Linked DNA regions of Homo sapiens: region 2 is linked to region 1. Evidence: chromatin loops called from intact Hi-C (ENCODE). Cell type or tissue: OCI-LY7. All regions are shown on one strand. Each heading gives the region's core, and the rest is flanking DNA. Links, peaks and the distances in the headings are about the cores only.

Region 1 (4,402 bases), core at 244-4,243:
TATTTCATTCTATTTTAGACAGGATCATGCTCTGTTGTCAAGGCTAGAGTCCAGTGGCACACTAACCGCTCACTGCAGCCTCAACCTCACGGTCTCAATTGATCCTCCTACCAGAGCCTCCCTAGTAGCTTGGACTACAGGTGTGTGCCACTATGCCTGGCTAATTTTTTTTTTTTTCATAGACATGGAGTGTCGCCATTTTGTCCAGGCTATCAGCCTTTTCAATATCGTTTTCTACTGGAGAACATCTAAAGTATATAAAATAGTAGCAAAATTAGTGCAACAAACACTGTGTATCCACTTATAAATTTATATCCCAATCCCTATACTTTGCAATAGTTTGAAGCAAACCCAGGATCACATATAATCTTATGGGTAAATACTGTACTACGAGTGTCTGAAATATAGAGCCTCTTTCAAATATTAAGCTCATAATATCATTATCAGAAATCATAACTAGTGAATACTTACGAGATTGCCTCTATCTCAATGGACTTTATTTTTAGAAGTGTTTATATAGAAATAAGGAAAATTATTAGGTAGTTATTTTCATTGATATACATGCTCTTCAGTGCTTTAGTATCTTATTCTTTTTTCTCCTTTTGAAGTTGAAGAAAACTGCTTTATTGTTCTGTTGAAAGTCTCAGTTGGGAGTATTTTACATGGTCATTAGTTTCCATCACCTCTTGTAATTGTGGCCCTTGCTGAGAAAGACAAAGAAAGAGTCCAGCTTGAATTTGAGTAAAGGAGGATCTGGTGCCAAGGGGTCGGCAGGTGCCCTGTGACCTGCCTCCCCCTGGAGCTGCTTCTAGAGCCAAAGGGAAAGAAGCAGACACAGGCTTGTGAAGTGCTTGCAGGAGACAGAACGCTGAGGAGGCACCAGCTTCTCACTTTCCCTCCTTCCTGGAGAATCACACCTTCTGCAGGGAGTCTCCCCACACAGATCCCTCCCTGCACCATGGCCTTTGCAGCCTCTCTGGCTGAGCTCCAAGCAGAGGCCAGCTGCCCCATCTGCCTGGATTACATGAAGGACCACTCATTGTGGGCACAACTTCTGTCGCTCCTGCATCCACAAGTGCTGGGAAGACCTACAAGATGTCCTCCCCTGTCCTGTCTGCCTCCGTCACTGCCCTGATGAGAACCTCAGGAGCAACACCCAGTTGTGCCACATGACTGATATGGTTCAGCAGCTTCTTACCATGAGAAGCAAGAGGAAATGGCAGGAAGAGGAGCCCCTGTGTGGGAAGCACAGTCAGCGTCTGGCTCTGTTCTGTGAGAAGGGCCTGGAGCTGTTGTGTCCCCAGTGCAGGGTCTCCTCTGACCACCAGTATCACCGCCTGATGCCCATTGAGCAAGCTGCAGCCAGAAACAGGAGAAAGCTCGAAAGCTACATTAAGCCACTAAAGAAGGAAACTGAACATGCCAAGATGCGGTGTGAAGTCCCAATTTTGAGTTCTCTTAATGTGAAAAGGAAGATGGCAACATGGAGGAAGGAATTACAATCTGAATTTAAAGAAATTAAATATTTCTTGGTAAAGAAACAAGCTGCAGTTCATGCAAGATTACTTACTGAAGAGAAGGATGATAAAGAAAAACTCACTGAAAACCGAAGACAAATTTCAGACCACTTATCCACACTACAGAATCTCTTAAATGAAGTAACAGAGAAGTGTTTTCGGGCAGACCTGGATGTGCTGACAGGTGTTGAGAACACCTACAACACATATGACAACCTGAAAACCCCTGCAGTCTTCTCATACAAATTAAAGAAGGAGAGTTTGAGTTTCCCTCCACATTATTTTGGCCTGCAAAGAATTATAAGCACATTTCAAGAAGATTTGATGCTAGATCCAGAAACAGCCCACCCTAGTCTTATTATCTCAAGAGATAGAAAAAATGTGATATTTAGGATGAGGAAGCCACACTTTACTGATAATCCTCCGTCATTTAGTTTTTACCCAGCTGTCTGGAGCTGTGAGGGCTTTGATGCTGGGAGACACTTTTGGCAAGTAGAAGTGAGAGGCACAGGTGCATGCTCCCTTGGTGGGTGTAAAGAAACATTTCCCAGAGATGGTCTTACATCACCAACTCCACAGATGGGGTGCTGGCAAATTTGACCATTCTGTAGTTCATGTAGTACAAGGAATACGGAAGTCCTGCAAATTGGCGTTTTTCTGGACTATGAATTGGGAGAAGTTTCATTTTATAATTTAAAAACCAGATCATATGTTTACACTTTCACTACGTTTACAGAAAAGCTTATGCTTTATTTCTCTATTGCACCTTTTTCACAAGCTGTTATAATCATATTGTCATAGGCTAATGATGAACTACTTAGAGCACCCTTTGTATGTGGCTATCTTTTCTTCCTGTGTTCTTAGAGGGCATTTGTAAATGAAGCTTCTTATTCTATGTGTATGTTTGACTGCTGGTATTTTTGGGGGGACTCACTCTTCTCTCTTCCCTTCTGCCCACCCTGGGCAAGCTGATGAGAAAGCCTTGGGTGCTCCCTCTGTTGGTGCAGGTGGGAAGTTCAGACCTAGCAAGCCCCTGGTAGTGAAGGACCCTCTCAGTAGCCCCACCCATGACCACCATCACAACCCCAAACCTGTCTCCTTTCCCTGCTTTCTCAAGTCATTTTTGGACCAACTGTGTAGACACCCTGCTCTCCCCATAAACCTCATTACATGAGTAAGAATCCATTTCACACAATCTTGGAGGTGTGGCATTAGCATTAGCAGTCTCAACACTGAACCAAATTGTATGCAAACTGACCCCTACAATGGGCATTGTGAGCAGGATTATCCAGATGTTGGCTGCCACCTTCAGGGAATTGCTGTTTTAGCTTTGCTTTGCTCACTGGCTCTGTGCCCCATGACAAGCCTGAACTTTCAGCTCAGCTGCTTTGTGCTGCTTTTATTGAGTTCGGCTGAGGCTCTTTGAGAGATTTCTCTGACCTAGGTCAGTAATTTAGATAATATTTTGGTATTTAAGAACAGGAATATGGACTCAGATCCCTTTTAATGTCTCCCTGAGTCATGCATCTCAGTCCAGACATATTGCTGTGTCTTTTATAATTTAAAAAACAAATTCTGTGTGTATACTTTCACTGATATGTTTACAGAAAAGTTATTTATCTATTGAAACTTCTTCACAAGCTGTTACAATCGGTATTGTCATGGACAATAATCACGTTAAATGATTATTATGTATTGTCAAAGCATAATCACATTAAAAGGAACAACCCATAAAGTGTATTGCATGTCTACAAAAAAAGAATAAAAAATAATGGACATGAAAGTCAGAGAAATCAGGAATAAAGAGAAAGAAAGATAAAACCAAACTATAGATTCAAGGAGAGGATCAAAAAAAAAAAAAAAAAACTGGAACAGAAGTTCCTAATTTGCAATTTCCAGTTGAATATGCAAAATTTATCAAAAGAATCTGCACAACACAGAAGATTTAATGGTGCTGGTTGACTTTTCCTTCTCTATAACTTGGATGGTGATTGAACCTCAGCATCTGTTGAAATGAATCAGTTGGAAAACTCATAGATGTAATCCTTTGCCTCTAATTAGTTAACCAGGGATCCCTCTGATTTTAAATGATGAAGCCTCTATTACCTTAGTGATGTTACTGAACATAAAATGGAGATAAAAGAGGTATCCCTTAACTATGAGAATCACTGGTTTCCCTAAATTTTCCATGATCAGAGCACACACTGGGATGATATATCAAAGAGAAAAAAAGAGATAGGATAAGTAATAAATGCAATTACATTAAGTCTTCTGAATTTTCAAACTAGCTTTACAAAATGGGATCCAAAGGATGTTCCTGACCCCAGTGAAAAAAAGATAATATGACTAAATATTAGCTAAAATAGGATACTCAAGAATTGAAACCCATGATACAAGACCTAGGAGTGATTATCTCACTGTTTCTGGGTTCAACCCCAATTTTGTGTGTTGTTACACTTTGAAACAAGTATGACATCTCAGAGTGAATTGATAACAGCTTTAATCGGATGATCTCTCCCAATGTTATTGACATGATTTACTCCATCCAATCAGCAAGTGGTAAATATCTGGCTACTAAAGATTTGGCTAGTTTTTTTCAGGCCTATTTCTACAGCTTCCTGGCCATGCTTTCCCTTTACCTCAAAGGAATTTTATGCATCTCTACCCACTAATCGTGGGCACCTCAGCAGTCTTGCCTTTGCACACAGACCTTGTAGGGAAGATTCCAACTTCATTCAACTTCTTCCAGAACAGCAGGTATGATTTACATGGATGACATTCTCCTCCATGGTGATCCATTTGAAACACTCATTCAAGCCATGAAAATACTCACAAAAGAGTTTACACAAAGGGAATGGGTCATTTCCCCCATACAGTGCAAGCCT
Region 2 (4,402 bases), core at 210-4,209, 1.3 Mb before region 1:
TCTCTTCCTTTCTCACTGCTGGAGATTTTTCTTTTCTTTTTCCTAGCACAGCTGAGTATAAATAAGGACATTTGTTATATTTTTATCTAGCATTTCTATGTTTTTATATTCTGAATGATTTTGGATCATCTCGTCTGCAACATTGCTTGTCTCTAATTGTCTTATTTTCATCTTTGCAATCATGGGTTTTACTGGCAAGGGAGCTGAAGCTTGTGGAGGATAAATGACTAACCCAAGAGTGAGCAATAGGTGGCAGGGCTAAGGCCACGTCTCTCCTGGCGCGGTGCTCTCTCCAACATGCTGTGTCCCCAGATCTCTTCTATGTCTGAAACTTTCTGATTTCAACATAGACTAATATCTATAAGCTCATGCTAATATCTATGATCTCATATTCAGAAGTGAGAATCAAGTATATAAAAATTGATAGAAACTAAAAATCTTTAGGCTTTAATATTAGCCTCTTACTACTAGATTGTTTATCAGAACTTTGAGCTATTAACACAGTTATGTCAAAGCTTTCATGTACTTGAAAAAATGGGGCAGCTAAAAAAAAAAAACTGCCAAAAACATCAAACAGCTGACAAATGCAATCAGCTGTGATACATGAATTTGCATTGTCTAACTGGAGGTTGGACACTGAAAAATAAACCGAGTACTCTCACTACCCTATTTTTCATAGGCAATGGAATCTAAAGGCACTTTCAATGCTGTAAAAGCCTGACAAAATGTTTAAGAAACAAACAGGAAGAAGTTTAAAGCAAAGAACATGTGTAAGACCATCTCTATTTGCCTTTTCCTGAGAAAATAATAAATGTACTCCCACATGTAATTTTCACAGCATATATAATGATTTTGCTGAGAACAGATTGCTCAGTACATTCCCAGATGTATACAGAAGATCAAGTTAATGAAAAGATACTTTGAAATACAGTAACTGGATACTATTTTAAAATAATGTATGCAGTTCATATCAATGATTTTCAAAAAAAATTCTAAGGCAGAGAGGCCCCTTTTTCCAAATTAAACATGACAAAGAATGCTTAAATATAAAAGAGATGAAACTTAAAATGTTTTCTTTGAAGAAATGGAGGAGATTTCCCCAACACCCTAGCCAGTCAGTGCCCCACCTACAGAGAACTCAGCTGCCCTCAGACTTACTTAGGAACAAGCCAGATTCTGTAAGGAGGGGATTTGAATCTAAAAATCATGTTTTAAGTTCCTAACATGCTAGAATAAAGACATTGTATCTGTAGGGTCAATTTATCTAGTGGACACATTATATATAGGGCTTAGGACAGAATAAATCAGCATTATAAATAAACTCTCAAAGATACTCCCCATTTTATTATAAATTTGTCTATAAACATATTAAATTACTTTTTAATAACCATAGGCTACAATAAAGACATTCTATCAGCAGGGTCAATATATTTAGTGGGCACAGTATACATAGGGCTTAGGGCCTATGATATTTTCAAAGGCCCAAGAAAGCATATTGATTTTAATTTTAAAATTAGAAAAATTAATATAATAAAAATGAACATATCATAATGAACCCAGATTAGATTATATTTAGCTATATGCTAAAATAGTCACAAAATACAATTTTAATATTTTTTTGGAGGAGGGGTCTACCAAGGTAAAAGTGTCTAAGGCACACAAAGGTTGTAATTCCGCTGGGTCTATCTTAATGTTGGTTACTGGACACAATGCTATGGCTCTGATTCTAGCAATTTCAGAACAGTCCACAGAATTAAGGCAAATTGATTCTGTCTCTGAATTTTAGTATATGGGAAAATTCCCATGTCACTCTTGATGTCATAATATTTAGTAATGTAGACTAAAATAATGATACAAATGCAAATTACAATGTTTTTTAATTGCGTAAAAGGTTCTTTCAAGGATATGATTGAAGAGAGATGCCGAAAATGCTGCCAAAAATGGGATCTTGCTTTGGGTGAGAACTTCATTAGCTATGGCCTACAAGTTCAGATGTTCTTATGGCAGGATGACTTAGAGGAACTGTCTAGTCTTTCCATCTTAAAAAAAGATTTTTTTCAATGTGCATTTTTAGGCATTAAAGATGACTGATGATGTTCTTCCACTAACACTGTAATTTACTTTTGTTACAACAATTTTTACATATGTGATAACAGTCAGTGTTCGTGTGAAGATATTGATGGAGCGTGTATAGCACTTAAGAAAATAAAAACCTGTTAAGGTCAACTGTGAACTAGTCCCCTTTATTCATCGTCTTCCCTTTTGTTGTGAAATTTTGTTTTCTTTCATAACAAAGAATAGTGAAACCCTAAGTAGAAATCTGACCACTGCCATCTACTGTCTCAGACAGAATAAATCAGTGTTATAAATAAACTCTCAAAGATACTTCCCATTTTATTATACATTTGTCTAAAAACATATTAAATTACTTTTTAATAACTATAGGCCATTAGTTTTACTCCTCCATTGGGCATACCAAGATAATCTCTCAGAGGTTAGAGTTTTTGGATGAATGCTGAGGAGGATACTGTACCCAGTGGGTTACAATGGGTAACACTTCTACGCCCCTTCAGGCAACCATCAATGTTCATGCCACATGCAGACGTGCTCACTAAAATTCTCCTGTGGGAAGTTGAAAATGTCTTCTTTAATTACTGTTAAGCATTGTATATACATCATCACTCTAAATATGGAGAACAAGCCTCAATAGAAGGCCCAAGTCATTAATATCATTGCTTCTGTCTAGTTTTAAAGTACTTGGTTAACCAGAGCATCTGAACCATTTGTTCACGAGTCTTCTGAAAACCATAACGTGTCATTTGATACTATCACGTGGTTTGATAAAGTTTTGACCTTGATAACATACGGCTTTATAATAATATATATTTTTTCCATTACATGAGCTTCATCTTGTAGGTGATTCTGAAACTGATTTTGAAGGAGTATTTGAGCAGTAAAAAAGTGCATTTTATTTTATTGCTCCTAAGCAATTCTTCCACTTTTTAGTTACACCCAACCCCCTCAAAAGTTCCCAGTGTCAGTGCTGTTTAAATGTTGCAGCAATAGGGATTATTTCATGCACTTATTATCCAGAATTTTTTAAGGAAGTACATGTTCAAACACACCATTTGCATCTCCATAAATATAAAACAACCATTTTAAATAGCAATAGCTCATCCTTCTTGAGTTGACTGCTGTGTTTACTCTCAATGAATGGATAGAACATTTATCATGGTCTTCATTGTTCAGTTTATTTTCAGGGAACAGTAGGATCAGACAGAAGATGTCTTGTCACAAGAAATTTTCAGATTTTTTTTTTTTTGGCCTATTTTCAGGAGACTTCAAGGTTCTGCTTTATACTTCCTGTTTCTAACCACAGTTATATGTTCCCATTTTAAAATGTAATTTAAAAACAATTTAGAATTCTAGCTTAACAAAGGTAAATAGAAATGACACTAAAACTGAAAAAACCTTGCATTTTTGATGTTCTTGTGTTATGCGTGGACTCTGAGGACTCTAATCTTTTTGAGAGAAGGGACCATTTTAATCTTCTATCTATACCCTGCTTTGTTGTTTAATTAATATTTGGTGGCTAAAATAATACGGGAGAAATTTTATCAGCAAAAAATTTGTTCAAGAGTATTTTTTTTAAAGCTAGTAGTTTGTTGGGTACAAAATATTTTCTAAAAAAATCCAGCAGTGTGACTGCTTGCAGACATTCTGATAAGGCACATCATGAAGTTCTTTTTTTAAAAAAAAATTTATATTTTCAACTTTTATTTTAGATTCAGGAGGAAAGGTGAGGTTCTTGAACTGCAGGTGGCAAAAAGAAGTTGTGCTGGAGCGTGGCATTATCATAAATGACTCAAGCTGCATTCTTGGCTGAAACTGCAAGGCTAGAACCAGATGACCCACCAACAAGTGAAAAGCACCACATTTTTAAATCACTAACTACATTTGATTTTTTTCCCTTACAGTGATATCTTCGACAACAACAAAAATACCATATATATTAGAAGATGTTGAAAATAGTGTTCTACAGATTGAACATGTGAGTCATAAAACCTTTTATTGACATCAAAATAAACACATTTATTTTCCATAATCTTCAGTTAAGATTGGAATTATGTGAGAAGTCTCTGGAATAATGGAATATTCCAGGGGAGATCTCTGTCAGTTTTAGGGAATTTTACCTGGTTATACCACTGCATAATGTCCATTATTATACAAACTTTTTTTTTTTTTGAGATGGGATCTTGCTCTATTACCCAGGTTGGAGTACAGTGGCATGATCTCAGCTCACTGCAACCTCCATCTCCTGGGTTCAAGCTATTCCCCTGCCTCAGCCTCCCGAGTAACTGGAATTACAGGTGTGTGCCACCACACCCAGCTAATTTTTTGT

The links. Hi-C counts contacts between places; a loop is a spot of excess contacts. Peaks named below come from ENCODE experiments on the same cell type or tissue, not always from the same donor. Only the 100,000 strongest peaks of a DNase experiment are listed, where the experiment ranks them.
Region 2: it touches region 1 in a loop (5-fold over the local background); 1 of 110 quality-filtered maps calls a loop at or near these places.

The regions. Positions count from the first base shown.
Region 1 is chr4:164,947,121-164,951,522 of GRCh38, forward strand. It overlaps the pseudogene LOC391711. Among named protein-coding and RNA genes, the nearest start is that of FAM218A, 7.6 kb to the right of the region's middle. In OCI-LY7, for the core only: a CTCF peak has its summit at 2,498 (motif pointing left); DNase peaks (open chromatin) are centred at 2,021 and 2,501; H3K4me3 peaks cover 331 bases; H3K27ac peaks cover 1,429 bases.
Region 2 is chr4:163,663,399-163,667,800 of GRCh38, forward strand. The region is part of intron 5 of MARCHF1 (membrane associated ring-CH-type finger 1); the gene reads right to left. LOC107986325 (a long non-coding RNA gene) reads left to right here and starts at 3,977. Exons shown (of 3, transcript XR_001741915.3): 1 at 3,977-4,051. RefSeq lists a silencer at 161-210 and an enhancer at 821-900. In OCI-LY7, for the core only: CTCF peaks have their summits at 271 (motif pointing right), 2,331 (motif pointing left) and 2,534; DNase peaks (open chromatin) are centred at 273, 623, 2,303, 3,313 and 3 weaker places; H3K4me3 peaks cover 2,874 bases; H3K27ac peaks cover 3,972 bases.